2 separate regions of the Homo sapiens genome follow, and region 1 is linked to region 2. Evidence: chromatin contacts called from ENCODE Hi-C or POLR2A ChIA-PET data. All regions are on one chromosome and are shown on one strand. The core of a region is the stretch at or near the end of the contact, and the rest is flanking DNA. Distances in the headings are between cores, read along the strand shown.

The links. Hi-C counts contacts between places; a loop is a spot of excess contacts on that map. ChIA-PET counts read pairs that join two places held with the same protein, here RNA polymerase II (POLR2A). Pooled maps may share reads with other maps.
Region 1: a pooled map shows a loop between it and region 2 (7-fold over the local background). The contact joins two enhancer-like sites. A Hi-C loop is called at or near these places in 11 of 50 pooled maps. POLR2A ChIA-PET finds 5 or more read pairs at or near these places in 8 of 52 experiments (CD8-positive, alpha-beta T cell, GM10248, PC-9 and 4 more).

The regions. Positions count from the first base shown.
Region 1 is chr6:106,099,712-106,105,640 of GRCh38, forward strand. It overlaps PRDM1 (PR/SET domain 1), which reads left to right. Exons shown (of 7, transcript NM_001198.4): 5 at 5,114-5,929. Among named protein-coding and RNA genes, the nearest start is that of PRDM1, 16 kb to the left of the region's middle. RefSeq lists enhancers at 5,063-5,777, 5,778-5,929. Within about 2 kb of position 4,165, at least 8 of the 41 ENCODE cell types and tissues checked have a DNase peak (open chromatin) inside an H3K27ac peak, as active enhancers do.
Region 2 is chr6:105,897,078-105,903,691 of GRCh38, forward strand. No RefSeq gene overlaps it. Among named protein-coding and RNA genes, the nearest start is that of PRDM1, 190 kb to the right of the region's middle. Within about 2 kb of position 3,599, at least 4 of the 41 ENCODE cell types and tissues checked have a DNase peak (open chromatin) inside an H3K27ac peak, as active enhancers do.

The sequences.
Region 1 (5,929 bases), core at 2,915-5,414, 200 kb after region 2:
CCCTATTAACTATTAGGAAACTTGATCATTTAAAAGTATATATATATATGAGGAGCTACCTTGAGTTTTGAATTCAGGATGTTACAGGAAGAAATATATGTCCAATTCTAATTTATCCAAAAGCAGTTGGGAGAATTACAGGGATTGGTCCAGACATGCTGCGTATGCAAGGTATAGCCCTCATCTGTGGTACTTTGGCAGGGCTTAGACTGCATCAAAATATTTATAGATGTACATTTGAGTGTACAGTTAGGATCTGATGTGGAACATTGTAAGATCATTGCTAGAAAAACTTTGTCATAATTTTTCAATATTATTCTAAGTGAATAACCGTAAAGATTTTACATCTTAGCTTCCTTCCTTACAGTAAAAAAACTATCTGATCTCTTGATCAGTATTATAGTAGCCACCTATCACTTTATCTTAACAAATTCTCAATTCCTTAGGTTTATGTGCTTTTACTTCTTTTATTTGATTAAAATTGCTGTCATGACCTCTCTCTGCAGAGGGCTGCATCATTTTGGTCATTCTCAAGTGATCTCTTTGAGCAATTTAAGAATTGCCATAAGATTCTAACCTCTGCTGTAACTATGGTTGTGTGTTCTTGGTTAGACCACTAAATCTTATTAGCAGTTTTAAAAATTATTCCTTTTGGTTTAGAAGTTAAGACTAAATGCTGAAGTTTTTGTAACTTTTGGTTTTGATATCATTTCAAACTTAAGAAAACATTTGAAGAAAAGGACAAAGAATTTCCACTTACCCTTTACCCAGGTTTACCAGTTATTGATAAGTATATCCATTTGCTTTACCAGAAGGCTAACTTGTTTTAGTTCTCATTTTCACCTTTGAGACATTTGGAATAAATATCAATGTTAACATAAATTGGAATTTTGACTTTGATTTTAGGACCAATGAACAAGCCAAGTACTTACCCTAGTCATATATAATCCAACTGTATGGTTATTTGGTATTCATTCCACACTTCATTTTACTTGATCTCCCTTAAGATTGCAAGATTGTGTTTGCAGTTTTTCTGAAAATCTGGGGCTATAAAAGCATCAGGACCTCCCCCGTAGGGGAGGTCGTGTGTTTGGGGTCCTTACACAACAGGTTACCCTTGAGCTTCAGGAAAAGAACTGGCTCTCAGTTCCCCAGTTCCAGCTTAATGGGTCTAATTAGGTCCTGACCAAAAAGGTGGCAGTTCTTTTCCCTCATGTCTCTTCAGCGCTCCCCGAGACTCTGGAGACTCTGTCATATCCCTAGGGCTGAGCCTCCCAGGAACCATTCGGCTGTTGTGGCATCTGTGTATGCCATGCCCAGTGCTGAGGACCTAGTAACAAACGACAAATGCACAGGCACAGTGGCATTTTTGTGGAACTCGTATTCCAGCTGTGCGTCTCAGAAGAAGCGCACAGCTCCCTCCTGGCTTTCTTAACATAGTGAGCCACTTCCACTTAAGGGTCTCCTTACATTCCTTGAGTTTAATCATTCATGGATTCAGAGGAAAGTCTTTTGATTTTTGCTTTTCTTTAAACAGTTCATTTGAGGTGACCTACCCCAGTGACTTTGCACCAACCACCAAGAAACTTTTTTGCATGCTTCCCGCACCCTGTGCCAATCAAGGGAAGGGTTTAAAGGCCTGGCGTTTTTATTCCTCAAAGAAAGGTTTTGCACAGTATTTTAAGGTTCAAGTGCTTCTACTTTGTGTTCAGAAGCAACTGTCATATATACTGTGAAATGACACCTTTTATTTATCCCTTTTTATTTATGCAGTATGTCCCCTTTTATTTTGGCAGAATTTTTTCTAAATGGTGGTTTAACATTTTCAAGCACATTTCATTGTCCAATATTCATAGTAAAGAATGAGAGTTAACAATAACCAGTCACATTAAAACAAGATTCCTGCTGCCAGTTGTGAAACCGGTTGTCTTAGGCGTGGCAGCTGATGATTGAGACTGTGATCAGGAAAATTTCCACTATTTCATCAGGCCTAATAGGTAGATTGTGTCTCCAAATGAACTGTGTTGGGTTTCCATGCTTAAAGCACAATAGAGGTGGTGCAAGAATCTCCATGAGGGCTTAAATGGCAGTGATGGTTCAGGCGGTAGAGTTTGGAGAAGAAGGGATTTGAAACAAACCAAAGGAAAGAAAAGTAAGTAGCCAGAAATCACAAAATGGCATTTTTCTAAAAACAAAGGAAAAGGAATAAAAGAACTAATAAGTTTGAAACCCCTACCCCTCCCAAATTTGGCAGGGGGGGAGGTATTTTTTTTCTATCTATCTAACTAACCCATCTAGAAAACAGTTGACCAAATTATAGACTTCTAAATGTTAATCTGCTTTCTCAGTTTCAGTTGAAAAGAGACTTTGTTTTGCCTACTGCAGAACTTCTAGGTTCTTTCTTATAGTCTTGGGGTTCTTATTATAGATCGAAAATGTGAGTCGGCATAATTAAGCCATTCGGAGTCTTCAGAAGCAGTTCACTCTTGAAATGACTCCGTCCGCCTACAGCCATTTAAGATTTCAGAACAAAAACAGATCTTGATTTTCTTTTTCATGTTAACTCAAGCTGTTGCTGAGTGGGAGAGTCAGAAATGACACCAGCTCCACTGATTACTCAGCTGCTGAAGGATGATTTTTTAAAATGCACCTTTACTGTATATGGACTTCCTAATTTCCACCTGTAGAGCATCTTAGGGAGGCTAACATGTCACTCTGGATGTTCTTTTAGAATAAGATGCAAATCTATTTTTCTGAAGGCATTAGAGATAGCAAACATTTATTGTGAGTTTACTATATACTAGGCACTGTGCTAAGTGTTTTGCATAGAAAGTTTAAAATTCTGGCTTTTTTGTTGGCCCAATCATAAGTTTCATATCAGTTCAACATTCAAATTATATTAAGGTACTTAAGAAGAATCCCTGGCTAAATGTGAGGGGCAGTGCCACAGATGGACTGAAACTTTATGCTTATTGCACATTTATGCTATTATTATTTGTTGAATTATAGAACCAAGGGAGTGTGGAAGCCACTGGAAAAAATATGAGACTTAGATACATAATTTGAGTAAAAATGGCTCAAAGTCATGAGGGTAAAGTTTTTTGTATTTCCATTTTATTCGAGCGGCATCGTTTTTAAAAATCATTATGAATTTGACCCTATATAGATGTTTCCAAATAATTCTTTTTCACCTTCATAAAATTCCTTCCTGTGGCTGTGAGATGCCTTGCCTATCAGTTTTCAAGCTTAGTTGTCTTTCTCATCCTTTACCATTTTAGCTTTAAAAAACAAAAGTGACAATTAGAACTTCCTGCCTGCTGGGCCTCACTGAAAGACCGATATTGGCCTGATAAGGAGATATTTATTTTGTTTTAGTGGCTTCAGAAATCCCTCTCCCTCAGCAAGCTTTCCATCACGGCCCCCCCGTCAGCATCTTCCCTGATAGCGTTCTTCTCTGTGTTTATTCTGGGGCTTCAGGCTCGCCCAGGAGGAACTGATAACCGCTGGCAGGAGATAACATTCTCTAAGGGGCTCTCAAATTGGAATCGAATCCCTCAAGCCAGTCAGCCTAGAGAATACATTTAAAGGGTTCAGTTCTGGAGTTTCACAGAGTTCATTTCTAGACCTATCAGATAGCAAGTGTGGAGTTCTTTCTCAACTAAATTCAAGCAGAGACATTTTTTAGACGATGAAGGATATTTGCACAAAGGCTTCAGCATGATCCCCCAAACCTGCTGCCTCTGAAGGCATCTCCACACATTGACAGCCAATGCCTTCAGTGCGTTCCTAGGGCAGGTGTCCTGGCTTGAGTGACTGTCCTCCAATAATCAGAGCTCAAACTAAACATCGTATGTTTTACTTTTGGTTTCCAGGCAAGGCTGAGCAGGGAATTTTCAGTTTTCCCTGCCCAGATGGGTGTTTTTTCCTGAAGGCATCATTTATTGTGTAGCGAGGAGACAGGGCTGGCTGTGGCAGGGATAGTCTAGAACTGTCCTCATTGCTGCTGTTCCTAAATAGTATCTTTACCAAGTAATAACGTGCCGTCTTTGGGAATAAGTGCTTTCCTCTTAGCCTGTTCTGTTTTCTTGGGTGCGCTAAGTAATTGAACTGGCTCAGGAAGTACCTATTGTGGTTTGGCAGAGGTGACTGTCACGCCTTGTGACTCCAGGGGCCAGCACTGCTGGGATCCTGGCTAGACCAGACAGAGCCTTGGTGAAGTGCTTAGGCTGTCTGCACATCGCGAGGAAGGTGGTATTCACTTCGCTAAGCTCCTTGGCATAGGCAGTTTGAACAGGGCTTTATCAAATTCGTATTCAACAAGAGTAGAAGCGAAAATTGATGACTGTGTATTACTTGAAATGAGTCTTAATCTTTCACATTTAGTTCTCAGGGTATGCTGATTTCCTTTAGGTAAACCATGAACATCAGAAAGACTTTTATTAACCTATGACAGGGTCCCCACCCCAGTATTTTTCCACTCCATTAAAATGGAAGTTTTTTTTTTTTTTTTCTTTTTTGAGACAGAGTTTTGCTCTTGTTGCCCAGTCTGGAGTGCAATGGCACAATCTCGGCTCACCACAACCTCCACCTCCCAGATTCAAGCGATTCTTCTGCCTCAGCCTCCCAAGTAGCTGGGATTACAGGTGTGCGCCACCACGCCCAGCTAATTTTGTATTTTTAGTAGAGATGGGGTTTCTCCATGTTGGTCAGGCTGGTCTCGAACTTCCGACCTCAGGTGATCCGCCCACCTCGGCCTCCCAAAGTGCTGGGATTACAGGCAAGAGCCACTGCATCCAGCTTAGGCTATCTTACTCCAGCCTAAACAGCAATTTTCTATCATAAGGTCTGTACTAATGAAAACAGAATCACCCAAGGCTGCTGTTTGTTCTGTCTGTGCTGCCATTGTCCGCATTTTGCTGAGGAGGAAACGGAACTGCACTTTTGAGTGAGTGGCCCAGAGCCTTCTAGAATGAGAGTGCGTTGGAAGCCAGATATGTGGCGATTGTGTCGCCAGCTGTTACTCAGGTTTTCTCAAGAAGGAGGAGCAACTTTGGCAGTTTTGCTTCAGTTCTCTCTAGCCCTCTGTGTAATCGCCCCTTTTTCTTTATTTCAGCACAAACACAGAGCAGTCTAAAGCAACCGAGCACTGAGAAAAATGAACTCTGCCCAAAGAATGTCCCAAAGAGAGAGTACAGCGTGAAAGAAATCCTAAAATTGGACTCCAACCCCTCCAAAGGAAAGGACCTCTACCGTTCTAACATTTCACCCCTCACATCAGAAAAGGACCTCGATGACTTTAGAAGACGTGGGAGCCCCGAAATGCCCTTCTACCCTCGGGTCGTTTACCCCATCCGGGCCCCTCTGCCAGAAGACTTTTTGAAAGCTTCCCTGGCCTACGGGATCGAGAGACCCACGTACATCACTCGCTCCCCCATTCCATCCTCCACCACTCCAAGCCCCTCTGCAAGAAGCAGCCCCGACCAAAGCCTCAAGAGCTCCAGCCCTCACAGCAGCCCTGGGAATACGGTGTCCCCTGTGGGCCCCGGCTCTCAAGAGCACCGGGACTCCTACGCTTACTTGAACGCGTCCTACGGCACGGAAGGTTTGGGCTCCTACCCTGGCTACGCACCCCTGCCCCACCTCCCGCCAGCTTTCATCCCCTCGTACAACGCTCACTACCCCAAGTTCCTCTTGCCCCCCTACGGCATGAATTGTAATGGCCTGAGCGCTGTGAGCAGCATGAATGGCATCAACAACTTTGGCCTCTTCCCGAGGCTGTGCCCTGTCTACAGCAATCTCCTCGGTGGGGGCAGCCTGCCCCACCCCATGCTCAACCCCACTTCTCTCCCGAGCTCGCTGCCCTCAGATGGAGCCCGGAGGTTGCTCCAGCCGGAGCATCCCAGGGAGGTGCTTGTCCCGGCGCCCCACA
Region 2 (6,614 bases), core at 2,349-4,848:
CTTCCAGAGACTCTTGCCTCTTCTAGTGTTTGCTATCAGTGAATGGCACCTCCATTCACAAGTTACCCAAGTTGGCCACCTAGGAGTCCTCTCCTTCCCTTGGCCCATCCTTCAACCACACATCAGCGTCCAAAATCCATCCACTGCTTTCCAACCCCACTTCCATTATCCTAGGCCAAGGAGCCACTATTTTTCATGACCACAATAAACTTCTGATTTGTCTTCCTCTTATTATCACAACAGCCTCCAACTGGTCTGCCTGTCTGTGGTCTTGACTCAGCCCTACTTCATCCCCAATTCATTCTCAAGCTCTCATTCTAAAATTAATTCAATCATCTCACTTCTATCTAAATCTCTTTAATGGATTCTATTGCTCTTAGTATAAGGTCCAGATTTATTAATAAGATTTGCATAGTTTGCTGCATCTACCTTTTTATCCCTCACCTCTACCTTCCTTTAAACTCTACAGTCCAGTTACACTGAGTTGGTTTTTTTGTTTGTTTTTATTTTGTTTTTTATTTCCTTGAACACACCAAGTTCTCCCACAATTACAGCATTTTGCAAATGCTGCCTGACAGCCTCTTCTCCTTTTATTTGCCAAACAATGACTATTTATCCTTTAGGTCCCAGTATAGACATAACTTTCCAGTGTAGATTAGGGCCCCCCTCCTTTCCACCATGATCTCCCCAACGACCCTGTATTTCTCCCCATCAAATCACACTCTACTGTTAATGCCTGTTTACACAGCTTTATCTTCCACTAGACCTTGAGCTCCATGAGGGCAGAAAGCATGTCTGTTTTGTGGGCAATTGTATCTCCAGTACCCAGCCCAGTATTGGGCTTGATATATGTAGAATGAATACATGAATACATGAATTGCAGGCACACTAATTGACAGCAGAACTTCACCAGGTCTATGTCAAACAACATCACCTCAGAGAATTAGAAAGATTCCAAAATTCCTTCATCTAGGATGAGCCTGGCAGCTGCAGCATCTCCAGGAACATTCATTTCCTGAGGTGTGGCCAAAAAGAATTTTCTGAGAGATTCTCAACTGCAGCTCACTGAGAGTCTCTTACACCAAGCACAAAGTAATCTCTTTGCTTCCAGCAAGCAACATTCAACAATTAATGAATCTTTCCCTTGGTGTCAGGAGCTTAGGAAGGCAGACTATAAAACAGAAAAGTTGAGGTGGTCTCAGTCTTCCTAGAGTAGATTGTCTTGGACTATTCCCTAAATCAGTGGTTTCAAATCTCACGTATGTTATCAGAGTCATCTGGAGACCTTGTGAAAGCACAGATGTCTGAACCTGACCCCCAGAGTTTCTGAATCAGTAGGTCTGGGATGAGGCCATAGAATTTGCATTTCTAATAAGTCTCCAGGTGATGCTGATGCTGCTGATCTGGGGACCACAACCTTGAGAACCACCGCACTAAACATTTGAGTCACCCCTCTTAGTCATACAAACATAAGAGAAGCAGGCTCCCAATGTACTGAGGGAGGATGGACGCCTCTTCCTGAACCCTGGCCGACTGCTAAGCAGGATGTGGGAAAACTTGGAATTAAAGGAACTCTGGGAAACAAGAAATCAGAAACCCGGAAATCCAACCCCTTCTGTATTGAGGGTGAAGATGACTAGAACACTCTGATAGCTTAGGACAGTCCAAATTAAAATATCTCTGCAAGAAAAGGACATCATGGGCATTGTGATGGATGTGACCACTGAGCATCCACTCTTCTTCTGAAAATAGCTCCTCCTTTTCCCTTGATGAACTGCTATTCTCCAGCTCTTAGTCCTTGTGATTCAAGTAAGGCCAACTTCACACCTTGGGCACAGGAGAGGACCCAAAACTTAGATCTGTGCAATAAGTGTGTGTCACACCCAGCCCATAATGATTGCTTCAGAGCTGGTGTGTGATCCAGGTTGATCTAATGAAAGTAAGCCCTAGAAGACTGTTCAAACTGTTGGGACGGGAACCATCCCTTTCCTCTGAGCTTGCCAAACCAATAAGATGTAAGTCTGGGGCTTCCGATGGCCATTGCCACTAGTGGGAAAAATGTACCAGAGAATGACACGAACACTGAAGAAAACCCAGCCAAGAGATGAAGAGACATATTCCTGACAATATTATCTGGATCCAGCAGATCTTGAAGTTAGAATACCCCAGAATCTGAGCTGAGCATTTATTACTCGCAACTGAAAGTATAGACTGAAATAAGAGAGAGTTCTTTCTTTTACCTTTTTTTTTTTTTTTTTTTGGAGACAGTCTCACTCTGTCACCTAGGCTAGAGTGCAGTGGTGCAGTCTCGGCTCACTGCAAACTCCACCTCCCAGGTTCCAGCGAGTCTCCTCCCTCAGCCTCCCGAGTAGCTGGAATTACAGGTGCCTGTCACCACACCTGGCTAAGTTTTGTATTTTTAGCAGAGATGGGGTTTCACCATGTTGGCCAGGCTGGTCTCGAACTCCTGACCTCAAGTGATCCACTCACCTCGGCCTCCCAAACTGCTGGGATTATAGGCATGAGGCACTGCGTCCAGCCTAAAATAAGAGGGAGTTCTACTAGCCAACTCATGCATTGCTCTGCTCCAGGGTACCTAAGTAACCAACTGCTCTAATGGTTTCTCTCCAGATGGACAGACCTGCCAGGTTGATACCTTTGCCAGCCCCTCTGGAATTCCAGTGAATAAAATTTTCCCTAACAGATCACTTGTTTAGTGTAGCACTTAGCGCCTAGCCTCACCACTGTTTACTTACCTCCTTTCCCTCCTCTGTGAGCTCTCTGCATGTAAGAACTACACTCTTTATAACAGTTTTGTTGGTGGCCATGCACAGTGGCTGACTTATAGTAGATGCTCTATGGAGTGACTGTTTGCAAACAACCTTCCAAATAAGATAAGAATAACAAAATTGAGCCTGGTTAGTCTGCATCCAGATAGAATGGAATTTTTTAAATGGCAGCAAGGGGAGCAAAGCACATTGTTAAGTAATGCTAAATGAAAACAGGCAGCAACCCTCAAAGGTGAGCTTCAAAAGTCAGATCAACCTTCACTCAGCCCTAGAACATTTCTAACTAAATCCCACCTCTCACTAGAAGTGTCACCATTTTTCTTTTCTTTGAAAAAGCATGATGGGGGAGGGGGTGCTGGAGAACGACAAATGAGAGGGTGACTCCCATATAAGTCAGCTTCCTCTTCCCCAAATCAGTTTCCAGAAACTCTGCCATATCATGCAACGAGAACCCCCAGCTCCTAATTCAAAGGAAAGTCTCAGAGGTCTTGGGTAAAGACGATAACACCTCTCCTTTGGTGGCTTTCAGTGATAAACAGCTTCCTGCCTGAGCACTCATAAACCTGAACTCGTGGAAAAGAATTACTACACGGAAAACAGAACCCAGGCAGGGTTCGTAAACGGTACCCGGCATGGGTTTCTCACATCTTCGTTGATAAACGTCCTGTTGCCTCCTGAGGAATCTGTGAGACTCCTTGGGTACAGCTGTGGTCAGGAACACACCATGCAACAACTAGACCTGAGAAGTGTCCATCTTTCTGCCATCGAGACCTGCCCTAGAAGAAAAACAGAAACAACACAGATGGAGCTGCCTGTTCAAATCCTTGTGGATGTCATAAGATTAGCAGCTTTCCTCTGAGTCGGCCTCAAAGACTTCCTTTGCAATTGTTCCTAAGCTAGCTCAAGGGATAGGCAGTGAAGTTCACTAAAACAAAAACATAACCTCAAACATCCAAAACAGCTGGTGGAAATTGTGACTGTTTTAGAGGAGCTGACTTATCTAGCTGAGTCAAAACAAGTGTGAGCGCTTCAAACAGGCACAAGATCAGAAACAAAATTAGGTGTTTATTGAGTGCTGTCCTCTTGATTTTTTTTTTCTCCTTTGCTTAGGCATGAATCTCCCCCTTAGCTTCATCCTGGCAAGGAATAAAATCTTTTATGATATAAAAATTGATATATTGGGAAATTAAGTGTAAAATAAGGGTCCTTTTCCTAGTTGTAAAAGTAATATATGTTCTTTGGAGGAAAATGCAGAAAAAACACAAAAACTAAAATAAAAGTCACCTGTAATCCCACCACTGTTTCTATTTTATTTTTTTAACTTTAGTTTTTCATATACACACACGATTTAAATTATATCTGGATCTATATCTAGACAGATAGGTAGATAGATAGAGATATCTATTTAAATGATTAATTTTGATCCTGATTTTTTCATCCAGTACATCATGACCATTTTCCTATGTCATTTATATATTCTTCCACATTTTCTATATCTGCAAAATATCAGACCATACAAACACCACAAACTTTTTAGCTAATGCCAATTATGAACATTTAGGATATTTCTTTTTCTTTTTTTCTATTTTTTTTTTTTTTTTTGAGACAGGGTCTCACTCTGTCGCCTAGGTTGGACTGCAGTGGTGCCATCATGCTTCACTGTTGCCTTGAACTCCTGAACTCCTGGGTTCAAGCAATCCTCCTGTCTCAGCCTCCCGAGTAGCTGGGACTACAGGTATGTGCCATCACACCTGGCTAATTTTTTTTGTTTTTGAAGAGATGGGTTCTTGCTATGTTGCCCAGGCTGGTTCACTTGAAACTTCAAGTTTCAAAGTAGGAATTTCAAGTGATCCTTCAGCCTCAGCCTCACAAAGTGCTCGGACTACAGGCAAATGCACGGCCTAGGATATTTCTGATTTTGTGCCATTATCAACAGTGCTGTGAAAAAGATCCTTGTTGATAAATCTTACATGTGTACATAGGAAATTTACTTTGTGTTACAGTACACTGAAATTCAGGATATAAAATGGATAACTGGCATTGAAGAAATCTAGCACCCTTCTCCCTAAGAATTGCTGACATATTTCTAGTTAGGCAGCTACTGTTAGAACTACAAGGCCTTCCTGGTTTCATAGAAGCCTTGCTTTCAGTCAAATGAATGGTTTCTTCAGTTTGCAATGCAGAAACATTAAAATAACTTTTAGAATCTATGAGGAGAAATGAAAGCAAATAAAATAAATATTAGGAAAGATTACTAATCTTGTTAGGAATAAGAAAATATAACATAGAAGTAGAGTAATTCCATCAAGTAAGGTTTCAGACTTGATTAAACTAGCCTGAAACTTTATCTTCCAGAAAACTCTCAACTTTAGATAATCTGTAGCAGGCTTTTCAATTACAGAAACTAGTTAAACTGTTTCTACTTTCTTATATTTTCCAATTCAAAAAAATGAGATTAAATGTTCCTAAGAAGAAGACTCTAAAATGGCATTATCAGCTCTCATTCTAGATTTACTGCTTCCACTGAACAGTTGCTTCTGAATTGGCACAAGACATCCAGTCACTCGCGATTGGGAATGAATCAGTCCCTAAAATCATTCCAGAATTTGGATAACGGAGAAGTTTGCCTCCTGCCAAAAGCCCAACAAATGCTGGTAAAATTTAGGAAAGTCATTATCATGAAAGCCTGCAATGGTTTCAGAGAACATCTCTTAGTAGTTACTGCACTCTATGACCTCCAGAAAAAGTGTAAGCAACTCCATGCGTATACACAGACCGTGCCAGTTTCCCTTAAAAGTCTCATTCTCTTCATCACCACTGAGTGGAATTAAAAACAGTTGGTCAAGCTCCACTAATCAACAGCTGCTTGCAATTAGATGAAGCATTTAAAGCCATTCTCTTAACTACCTTCCCAACTGCCTAACCATTCAGCATGAGCAATACACCATGACAATTTGCCAGAATGTTTAACTTATCTCCATCTCTAGTAGTTTCTATACCTTCCTTATTTTCTTCAGTCTTCCCACACACTGTCTGACTCTTCCAGTTCCTCTTGTTAAATACAGAGAAGGGATTAGTTGAAACAAGGTCGAGCCGAGCTGCTTTGTGCTAAGATGGAAAATTCTGCCCAGGCGACTATTAGGGGGCAGAGTAATTTTGGTGTTTCTCAAAGAGAAAAGATGCCTTTTTCTTTTCTTTTCTTTTGTTTTTTAACAATGAACTGGAGAGTTCGCTTTAACTTTTCTCTCTTAGAATGATGAAGAAAGCAAGTTACTGGGCTTTTGTGAACTGTTTTCAATTTTCATAACTTCTAACTAGTCATTTTAAAGCAGAGAGAAAAAGTACAGATCACTTTATTCAATTGTTTTCTTTACAAATAAAGAAACTGGGCATCAATAGTCTAGTTGCTCTTCCCAAGGTCACATAAAAAGTGGCTGAGTATGAACTGAATCCACTTCTCCCGATTCTCAGTCCAGATCACTTTCGATGACTTCAGCTGCCTTTTTCACAAAGAAAACCTCTCCAGCTCAACAGCTCTACCACTTGCGTTGTCCAAGGGTTAGAACTGCAGTCCTCCCAGCCTGCTCCATCACCCAGGCCTCCAGCCTGCCCATCTTAGGACTTAAAGTCAAAGGGAAAAAATTATATGGCTTCTTCTTTGCAATCATGTTTCTCACTATCCTACCTTCCCCTTCCCACCTAAAAGAGACCGTCCAAAATCTCCAACTATAGTTCTTTTTCTCCATCTCACCCTCTGATGTACTCATTTTGCCTATTTTGTCATACAGGGGGCAGGAGGAGAATGAAAGAAAGAAAGAGAAAAGT